2 separate regions of the Homo sapiens genome follow, and region 1 is linked to region 2. Evidence: chromatin loops called from intact Hi-C (ENCODE). Cell type or tissue: endothelial cell of umbilical vein. All regions are shown on one strand. Links, peaks and the distances in the headings refer to the core of each region. The heading gives the core; the rest is flanking DNA.

What was found. Peaks named below come from ENCODE experiments on the same cell type or tissue, not always from the same donor. Only the 100,000 strongest peaks of a DNase experiment are listed, where the experiment ranks them.
Region 1: it touches region 2 in a loop (4-fold over the local background); 6 of 110 quality-filtered maps call a loop at or near these places.

Annotation. Positions count from the first base shown.
Region 1 is chr15:52,480,917-52,486,300 of GRCh38, forward strand. The region is part of intron 1 of MYO5A (myosin VA); the gene reads right to left. Among named protein-coding and RNA genes, the nearest start is that of MYO5A, 45 kb to the right of the region's middle. RefSeq lists a silencer at 517-1,785 and an enhancer at 924-1,073. In endothelial cell of umbilical vein, for the core only: no CTCF peak of the experiment used is centred there; DNase peaks (open chromatin) are centred at 1,115, 3,025 and 4,518; H3K27ac peaks cover 4,408 bases.
Region 2 is chr15:52,566,524-52,571,907 of GRCh38, forward strand. ARPP19 (cAMP regulated phosphoprotein 19) reads right to left here and starts at 2,507. Exons shown (of 3, transcript NM_006628.6): 1 at 2,325-2,507. The coding sequence starts at 2,369. RefSeq lists enhancers at 1,358-2,106, 2,107-2,853, 2,907-3,036 and silencers at 2,207-2,306, 2,377-2,436. In endothelial cell of umbilical vein, for the core only: no CTCF peak of the experiment used is centred there; DNase peaks (open chromatin) are centred at 1,548, 1,808, 2,608 and 3,598; H3K4me3 peaks cover 2,007 bases; H3K27ac peaks cover 2,317 bases.

The DNA of each region.
Region 1 (5,384 bases), core at 131-5,130, 86 kb before region 2:
GGCACAGGTCTAGTCCTGGGATACAGCATTGCACTTGCAGCTGGATTCATGGTTGGGTTCCCTTATGCCTACCCATCTAAGATACCAGATTCTTTGCTAGAGCCATGGCATTTGGTAGTGCACTGGACCACACTATATGTAGGTATTATGAGTCTTCATAATCATGTCTACTGCCTGACTTTGGAGGTTAGAACTAGCATTATTAGGTGCAAGCACATTTATCTGCATTGCCAAAATCCCAGTCAGCACCGGTGCAGTAAAAAACAGATGGTGTGCCTGTAACTCATGATTGACACATTGCTGCAACAGATGCTAGGTATGTCCTTGCTGAAGATCTAAGCAAATGGTCTCTAGGAATGAAAAACAGATTTTAATGCAAACAAAGATTGCCTAGAGATTCTATAAGATTTTCTATTTTACTTTATACCCTAACTAATTCTGTTTGGTTCCACAAGTATTTAGTATGTGTATATTCTATTTCATACACTGTTCTAAGAATTGCAGAAACAAAAATGGGTAAGATGTTTTCCCTTCCCTCAAAGTTCTGCTGATGAGATGGACACACACAGACACTGTCAATATGACACACAAAGTTCTGTGATGGAGGAATGTACAAGGTGCCATGGGAGCCCAGTGGAGTTTGCAAACCTCACCCAACTTGTGCAAAGAAAAATAGAGTACATGGTAACTTCCTAAAGGAGGGGGACATGGATTTGGGCTAGAAGGACAAATAGGAGTTAACCAAGCAAATGAACAAATTCATGTTCCAGACATGAATGAAGACATAAAGATGTGGAACAGGATAAAATACACATGAGGAATAACAAGTAGTTTAGAATCACTGTAGCAAGAAATGAGAGGCCAGAGAGATTCCCAGGGCTCAGATCATAAAAGGACTGGAACATAGTAGTACTCAGTAAATACTTGATGAAAGAATTGGCTAGAGCTTTCATGAAGGAAAAGGTATAAGTATGTGGTTATGCATGTTGGACAAATTTTGTATGTCCATTTTGTTAGTAGAAACAGGATATAATCAGTATTATTCTACATCAGTAGAATTATAAGAACATGATTCAGTCAGCAAGAACTTGGCTCACTCAGCATGATAACTGGAGACTCAGGCATAATAAAGAGGAAGTGGCTAGGCAGTTTTTATATTCTTGTGACCACAAGAGAGAGAAGAGCTAGAGTGGTATCTGCACAGACACAGGCAAAGATCATACGGAGAAAGATGAAAGAGGCATGCACGGGGTCTGTGAGCTTGAGAACTTCCTGGATATAGCAACCATCTCTTTTCTCCTATAGGCCATCTCTTTTTTTCGTTTAACATAAATAAACCAAGTATCTGTGACTCTACCTGACCTTCTTCATGGCATCATGTGGAAGAAACCCTGATCCAGAAGGGAATAGAACTCATATTCCTGGTAGTTGTTTTTTGTGAGTGGGCTTGGGCCCTTTGCTGCTGCTGAAGAGGGAAGAGGATAGCCAGAGCTGGGAAAAAGAGGAGTCAACATGATCCATACTCTAACAACTCCATGTTGAACATATTGAAACACACAGGAATCCTGGGCCAGAGTAGATTTCCAATAATTTTACAAAAACAGAAGCAATACAGACACCATAAGTACTGGCTATAAATTCTAAAAACTTTCATCACACATCAAAAACAACTCAACAAGGTGAAATTTATTCCATTTGATATCCCTAACATTAATTTCCTGTTCATAATTTTTTTTTTTAATAAAAGGTAAGACTGTGGAGGAGGGCAATCTGCTTAATTTTGCTGTGAACCTAAAATGGCTTTAAAAAAATTTTTTTAAGTGAATCCGGTCCATTAGTAGAGGAGTTGCGGCAGCTCAAGGCAAGGAGCCTGAGGCCCAGATTCCTAATTTCTTGGCCCTAAATAGTGACTCTATCCCCTGATGCCCCTGGACTACCAACCTGCCCGTGGCTCTTCCAGGTTTCTAAGGTCTCCTGTGATTAGGCTTCTATCATTGCAATGGACTGATACTCAAGCTCACTCAGGTGAAGGATGAGCAGGGCACACATATGAATACAGAGGAAACAACAGGATAAGGAACCAGAGAAGAGCTAAGTCACATAGAGGAAAAAACCGAAGCAAAGTGTTGGTTCCAAGGCAGGCCCTGGAAGCCCATGAGTAGGAATTGGTGGCTTTTCTGGTACACCACTGCTAATGGGGTCAGAACTGTCAATGTGTCTACACCACTCCTCTGGTTTATCTTTTCCATACTTGTTACAGAAATCCCCAAAACAGGACACCTAAATGGCTCACTTAAACATTGCTACTTCTGTTTAGACTGCCCTTTTGAGACCAGGCCACATCAAAAGGCCCTTACGAGTGAGCCATTTTCAGGTCAGGGCCTCCCCTTGTCCAATCAGCTTGGCTGGATCATTTGGTTTCTTAGCAGGGGCCCCAGGTCAACAGGGAGAGTGAGGGGTACAGTTACCCTTTGAAGGGACCGTGAGTATGGCAAGCACTGTGAATTAATTTATGATACACTGATGGTAGCAATGCCTTAGAAATTTCAGGAGTAGGGAAGAGAAAAAGTGACATCTGGGAGGCAGTAGAGACTCAGCAATATATTTAAAAACAACAACAACAACAAAAAACTATGGGTGCAAGGACACGCCTAGAAATTTCTAAAAAACCCATTCTCAGCACTCAGTTTTCCTTCCCCATCCATTCCAATCCATAATTTGGAAAAACATGTCCCACTCCCCAACATTCTATGGATTAAGGTATTTTAATTGAGCAAATGTTATGTTAAAAGATATCCTGGCAAGAATGCGAAGGTCCATCCCCAGACTAGATGAACTTCTTCCTTAGCTTATGGCTATGTCCACACCCTTATGACAGCCCTAATTGTGGTTCCTGAACTTCTATTATTATAACACAACGATTTAGAAAAACAGTCTGCTCTATACAGCTAATGTCACACTGTGGAAATGAATCATTCTGACCAAAAGCCTTGCTTCTGGCAGTGCCAATCCCTTCCTAAAGCAACTGCAAGCCGTCCACCTCCCAGTCAGGAAGCATCTGGTAGCTGGGGCTCTAGAAGTATCCCTGGGAAGTCAGTCAGAACTAGAGAGACCACTAACATTTGTTAGGGGGCACTGGAATTGTTGAGCTCTGACACATGATCAAGTAGGCCAGGAAAAGTAACTAATCTTAGGATCCTCATGTTAAGAAAGATTAAAGTGATTAGATCAATCACTAAATGACTATAAGAGCAGAACCAAAAGTATTCTATGATAATTGTAGCAAGTTGAACGTATTACAGGTATGCATTACATTTTCCTGAAAATATATGTGAATTAGAATGCAAGGAACTAGAACACAAGAAGCCCTGGCTAGTTAGGTAGCTATGGTAGAAAATACACATACACACACCCTTCCTTTTTGTTTTTAGAAAATAAGAATGTGGATCTGTTCCAGTAGCCAGGGAGGATAGAGTAGATATTAAAGACAAAAGTATTTTGCCCTCCTAATCCTTTTTATTACCAGAAAAAGGACAGAAGATGAAATCAACACTAACTTTAATCCTGACTTCTGTTTCACTCTTCACAGGATTTTGCAGATACAAGTATTTCAAAGTGATCATTATATGAAATGCCATATATGTTCCTGAATTAACAAAACAACTTGGTAGAAAGAATCAAAAATTGCAGGTATTTCCTTATTCCCCCAAATGTTTTCTGATTTCAATGTTTGTTTGTTTGTTTTTGAGACAGAGTCTCGCTCTGTCCCCCAGGCTGGAGTGCAGTGGCATGATCTCGGCTCACTGCAACCTCTACCTCCCAGGTTCAAGCAATTCTCCTGCCTTAGTCTCCGAGTAGCTGGGATTGCAGGCACCCACCACCACGCTTGCCACCAGCCTGGCCAACATGGTGAAACCCCGTCTCTACTGAAAATACAAAGAAATACAATTTTTCGCTGCTCCTGGATGAATTTTTTTGTATTTTTAGTAGCGATGGGGTTTCACCATGTTGGCCAGGCTGGTCTTGAACTCCTGACCACAGGTGATCCGCCCGCCCTGGCCTCCCAAAGTGCTGGGATTACAGGTGTAAGCCACCGCACCCAGCCTCAATGTTGTCTTTTTAAGTAAACTGTCTGTTCTTTTGAATAATTACAAAAAACAGTAAGGCAGAGTTAATAATTACAGAACTTTCAATAGCTAGGAAGTATGTAAGTCATTACAAATGATTTTCATTTCTAAACAATTTTCAACTAACTTCTTAATCCCTTAAATTATCCTTCTCTACTAAAGATCTGTAAATGACAGAACACAAATCTTTAAAAGAGAATAAAGAATTCACTATGTAAAAAAAAAAAAAAAAAAAACAAGACTGTCAGGTGATTAATCACTTCTAATGACAAAAAATGTTTTAGGGTATTGAATTTGAACAAAGTAGTATATATTCTCAAATACTATTGGAATTAAGGGGACAATTAGAATCCTAGAGAGTTCAAGTTTTCCGTCACATGAGTTAAGTAGCCTAAGTCAGTTGATCTCTGCACGAGACCTCTGATTAGATCATGAGATACTGAATTCTAGAATAACAAGGTCTCTTTTTAGAAATCCTTACTCTAGGTAGTACTAGATGAATGTTATTAAAATGAAATAAAAACATGAATCAGCATAATATTTACCCTTTTAAAAAAAAGATTAAGTAACCTCTTGTATGGATAATATAGTTTCTACTATGCTAATGTAATTTTTCACATCATAGCCAGAAAGGAGTGGGTTTTACATAGACTGTTAAAAAAGATAATAACATAAACATACACTTTTGGTAGAAAAAGCCTCAATAACTTGAACAGAAACGACAAGAATAAAGATTTTTTAGCATGATAGTAATATGCTAAATAATTAAATTTCTCAAATTTTTCTTCTAACAACACACAAACGTATTTGTCAGTTCAAAATGTTGCTTCTTTGAAAACACTATAGTAAATCCTTTAGGCGAATCTTAGGATTTCAAGAGCCTGGCATTAAGCATCAACACAAAATTATTTTAAGTTGCTAATTATCACCGTAAACAAGCAGTCATGAGGGCACAGTTCTGAAACCCACATTTCCATAGTAAACGTTTTCATTTTTATGAACTGTTTAAATCACATTCCTCTTCTATACTTTTCCTATTCATTTTCAAATCAAATTCCAATTCAACACGTATTTACCAAGTCCCTCTTACAAGCGAGGTTCTGCGTTAAGCTGGGGGTGGGGGATGGTGAAACAAGGAGGATGAGAGCAGAGCCTGTTCTCTGTTTGCCATGTCCAGGCGTCTCTTCCTGATCCATGTCAAAAGGAGGTCAAAGAGCCACGTCCATTTTAATCCTAATAGCCCTATCGCTGAGCATT
Region 2 (5,384 bases), core at 332-5,331:
TCCTCCCACCTCAGCCTCCCAAGTAGCTGGGACTACAGGCCTACAGACATGCCACCACACCTGGCTAATTTTTATTTTATTTTATTTTATTTTGTAGAGACAGAATCTTACTATGTTGACCAGGCTGGTCTCAAACTCCTGGCCTCAAGCAATCCTCCTGCCTCAGCCTCCCAAAGTGCCAGAATTATAGGCAAGAGCCACCACGCCTGGCTGTTTTAGTCTTAGAGTGGTATACAAGTTAAGAGATAAGAGTTTATACTTATTTTTTATGTTTGTACATATTGTTTCCTAATACAAGACAGGAATCTATCTGGTTTTCTTCTCTTACCAAGGGTGCACACACCACTCAAGATAGAGAAAGTGACTTAGCTTTTACTCCATGCAAGGCCCAGCTATCTACCTTAATTCTTTAGCGGCAACAGGCAACCTACCAGTAAACTATAAAGGTATTTTTAGCTGAATACTTTGGCTTTAAGTGGAAGGTCAATTGGGTACACAGACAATAACTTAATTTTTTAGGTCATCGAACTGATCTTCCAAATAGAAGAAACAGGTGATTTGGCCCACAGGAACACAGAAGTGACTGTGCACATTTTCTTCATGGTTAGGGACACCATCCACGCCACAGGCACTTAGCATTTACAGCCAATCCTCAATTTAAGAAGGAACATTATATTCCTAACACACTTTGGTTGATTTTAATGACAGCAGCTAAAACCAAAGCACCTTAAATGTTTAATGTAGACAATCAATAAGAGAAAACGTTCAAGCTATCCTTAATATTGTTAAAAGATACATTAGGCTTTTCCAAGTAAAAGTATTTACACTCTAGAAGTCAATACTGCATACTTTGGCAACATACTAACAGAACTTATCAAAGAAAATTACATAGCACACTACTGTGCACCAGAAGTTAATGCTAAGTTTGATGTAAGTGTTTAAGGCAAACCACCACAGACAGGGACTTGTTATTTTTGGGGGCTCCTAAATTTCAAGCAATAATGAACACAATACGCATTTTACAATAAGCAGGTGATACTTAATAATACTGTTAAGATTGCAAACTTTAATATTTGTATTTTTGCCCCCAAAATCCATTTTTTTGGTAATGCGTAAATATATCTATTTTCACGGGATATTCTCAAATAATGTGGTAACTTGGACTTTTACCTATGCTATATGTTTTCTTGTTTTTCAATTACTTTAACATCCTAACAGAAGCACCCAACTTAAGAAAAGTTAACACGGTTTTAAGAACATATGGAATGGGCTTAGAACACTAATCCAATTCCCAACTTAATTAGGACATAAGTGCAACATTAAGCAGAAACCCGCACGAAGGTCAAGCAGTAGACCAAAATCGTATTTAACGGCAACACAACCTGATTTGTAAGAAAAATTGTTGATAAACAATTTAGGAGACAAGATACCTCGGCCCTTTCTCACTTCTCGGCCAGTCACACCTGCCTAGGAGGGCAGGGCGGTGGAAATAATTACAGTGGGAGAGACAAACACCAGCCTAGATAAATACAAAGGCTTGATATTCATAATTTGAACCACAGTGACACTCCCGGCCTATTCCCCTACATCAGGAAGACACAAGGGCGTTTACAAAATATTCCTGTTTCCAATAAAACCCTGATTAATTTCGTGAGTAAAATTTTAAAATTCCACCCTTTCGATTTTTAGTCAAGTACCATATTTGAGTCCCATCGACTGAAACCTTTTTGAGCACAGACTGCGCTGCACACTACACCTGACTCACCTCCTCTAGGCCTCACCCCGCCGTGGGAGGCAAGCACCAGTATTCGGCCTTTACAGGTGAAGACACTGAAGGCCGGACTTTACTCACTGACCATGGTTACAAGGGTTGGCCCTGAAATGCCAATCCTGGCCCACATCGCGGCCCGCACACGAGGCACTGCTTTTGGAGTGAACCGCACGCTCACAATACAAGTAGTTGGAGAGTTCTTCAAAGGAAAAAATAAAACTTCCTAACCAAATTGAGGCTTACAGAAAAACTTAGGCTCTACGCCCAAAGCCTGCGTCCTGGGCTCTCGCGTAAATATAAGTGACTGAGGAACACCGCGACCCACGGAGGTGTTACAAAAGGCACGATTCGGAGTAAACGCGGGGCACGTTGGAACTCCCAATTCGTCGGCGCACCAGCCAGCGACGGCGGGAAGCCAAAGGTGGGGCGCAGGAGCCTCGGCCTCATGCGCCTCGGCCCCGCATCTCGGGCGCGGCCCTCCGCCTGGCGGGAGCAGGCCGCCCGCCAGACCCGGCCTTGGGCAGGGCCCAGGGCTCACGCCCCGCGCGCTCACCTTCTGCTCCTCCGCGGAGGCTGCCTCGGGGACTTCCGCAGACATAGTGCTCCCTCTGCAGACGAGACGCCGGGAAAAGATGCAATTAGCGGGTGGCCGAGGCCACCCGGCCGCCGCCCGTCCCAGCTCTCCCAGGGCCCGCCGGGCCGCCTCCGCCCGCGAAAATGGCCGCCGCCTTATGACGACACGGAGCCGCGAAACGCTCCGCTGGCCAAGGCCCTCGCACGCCGGAGCCCGCCTGCCCCTCCCGCACCGCACCCCTACCTACTTGACCCCGCTTCTCCCGCTCGCTGTCGTCCAAACACTTCCTTTTTTCCTTCAAAGGTCGCCGCTCCTGCCTCACCTCACATCCGTTTGTGGCTGCCGAGTGCTTCCTGGGAATTGTAGTTTCTAAGTGGAACCGCCCCTCCCCGCCCTTTCCTGTCCACTCTGGTCCCCTCGTTCTAGGAGCTTTATTTTACTCTTTCCACTTACCCATCCTCGCCTAGTTCTGTTCTCCTCGCTCTCCGCTCTGTAGCCACACAGGCTGTCTTTTGGGCACGCCAAAAGTCTTGCTCCACTCTGCCACGCCTTCACATCTCCAGTCCTACGTCTCTGCCTCAGAACCTTTCCTTCCTAAACCTCTACACTAGGCCAGAGCCACCTCTTAAAGGCTGTCACAGCCCTGTACAGTTCCTCAACAACATGAACTGTATCATTACACAATTGTCGTGACTTTAGGTCACCTTTCCTTCTCAGATAAGCCGCACCAGGGCAGGGATCTCGTCTGTAATTACTTATATTTTACTCTGAGGGTCCAGCACTTCCTAGATATCTAACGAAGGAATTCAGATTCATTTGTCCACTCCCAGGGGGTCCACTCCCACAAGCTTACCGAAACTGCTAGCATTGAGCTCCCCCAATGACCTTTTTATTTGCCAAGTCCTGCGGCTTCTTACTGAATCCTCATTCTACTTGATATCTGAATAGTTACTCGCAATGTTTGTTGGTTCCAACAAAGTGTCCCTCAGAAACTTGGAAATAAGATTGCCCTCTAAAAGTTAAACTAGTAAAAAGCCACAGAAAATGAATGCATTTCTGGGGGCAGGGGAACAATTGAAAGACCCTAAATGCCTGGATAAGGAATTTGGAAACCATCGAAACTCAACCAGGATGTAGAATCTCAGACAGGAAGAATTGCACTGGAATTGCAACTAGAAAAACAAAAAGAGTTAATATTGCACTCCTTTTGGAGAAACGAAGGAAGGCATTTGTCAGCCAAGGAAGTATTGAAAATAAAAGGGTTCAACAGGCCAACTGTTTGACAAAGATATCCCTTAAGAATGTCTCACGCTGGGCTAGCTGAGAAACTGTAAGATCCACGACATATTTGTTCTCCTTCTATACTCACAAAGTAACATACTGAAAATTTGCCTTTCCCTTAAGCAGAACTGCAGAGAGAAAGAAGAGTGCAGTAGTTAGGCCACTGAAGCATTTAACAGTTGTATTTTTATTAATAAATTGACTGACGTTCTAGTATATGTCCTATATCAATGTATTTGTGAACTTGAGTTAAAATCTGATAGACATACACTTAATGATGAAACTCAGCCTCAAGAAAATTGGCTGTGGCTGGGCACAGTGGCTCACTCGTAATCCCAGCACTTTGGGAGGCCAAGGCGGGCAAATCGCTCGAGCTCAGGAGTTCAAGACCAGCCTGGCCAACATGGCAAATCTCTGTCTCTACAAAAAGAAAAAAAACTTTTTTTTCTTTTTCTTTTTGAGACAGAGTCTCAACTCTGTCACCCAGGCTGGAGTGCAATGGCACAATCTCGGCTCACTGCAACCTCCACTTCCTGGGTTCAAGCAATTCTCCTGCCTCTGCCTCCCAAGTAGCTGGGATTACAGTTGCCCACCACCACACCCTGATAATTTTTTGTATTTTTAGTAGAGACAGGGTTTTGCCGTGTTGTCCAGGCTGGTCTCGAACTCCCGGCCTCAAGTGATCCACCCGCCTCGGCCTCCCAAAGTGCTGGGATTATAGGAGCGAGCCACCACATCTGGCCTTTTTTTTAAAATTGGCTATGTGACCTTGGATAAAAAGAATCTGTTTCTGATAGTGACACTCGCAGAAGGGGAAGTTTGAATTTCTGGGGGCAGACTTTGGTCAAATGGAGAATTCACCATGGGCAATGCTCCACAATGAGGACCTGTCTGGAAAGCCATTCTTTCCCAACTAACACCACTCTGCATCATTATGAACCTTAATGTGTAAAACTGCACACTGGTCCCCAGCACCCTGTTTGTCAAAACTTCCTTCTCTTGATCTCCAGGATACTATTGTCTCATGGATTTCCTCCTACTTAACCTCCCTGTTGAATCTTAACCTGCCTCTTAATGGGAGGATTCTAACAGTTCTGTCCTTGGATCTCCTTCTCTTCTATGTTTACACAGCCTCCAGGAAATAACTTCCACCTTCATAGTTTTTTTTCTTTTTTGAAACAAAGTGTCACTCTGCCACCCAGGCTGGGGTGCAGTGGCACCATCTCAGCTCACTGCAATCTGCCTTCTAGGTTCAAGTGATTCTCCTGCCTCAGCTTCCCAAGTAGCTGGGACCACAGGCACATGCCACCATGCCCGGCTAATTTTTGTATTTTTAATAATTGTAGGCCTGGCACGGTGGCTCACACCTGTAATCCCAGCACTTTGGGAGGCCGAGGCGGGTGGATCACTTGAGGTCAGGAGTTCGAGACCAGCCTGGCCAACGTGGTAAAACCATCTCTACTAAAAATACAAAAATCAGCTGGGCATGGTGGTGGGCACCTGTAATCCCAGCTACTTGGGAGGCTGAGGCAGGAGAATTGCTCAAACCTAGGAGATGGAGGTTGTAGTGAGCTGAGATCATATCACTGCACTCCAGCCTGGGCAACAAGAGCAAAACTGTTTCAAATAATAATAATAATAATTTGTAAAGACGGGGTGTTGCTATGTTGGCCAGGCTGGTCTCAAACTCCTGGCCTCAAGTGCTCGGCCTGCCTCGGCCTCCCAAAGTGCTAGGATTACAGACTTGAGCCACTGCGC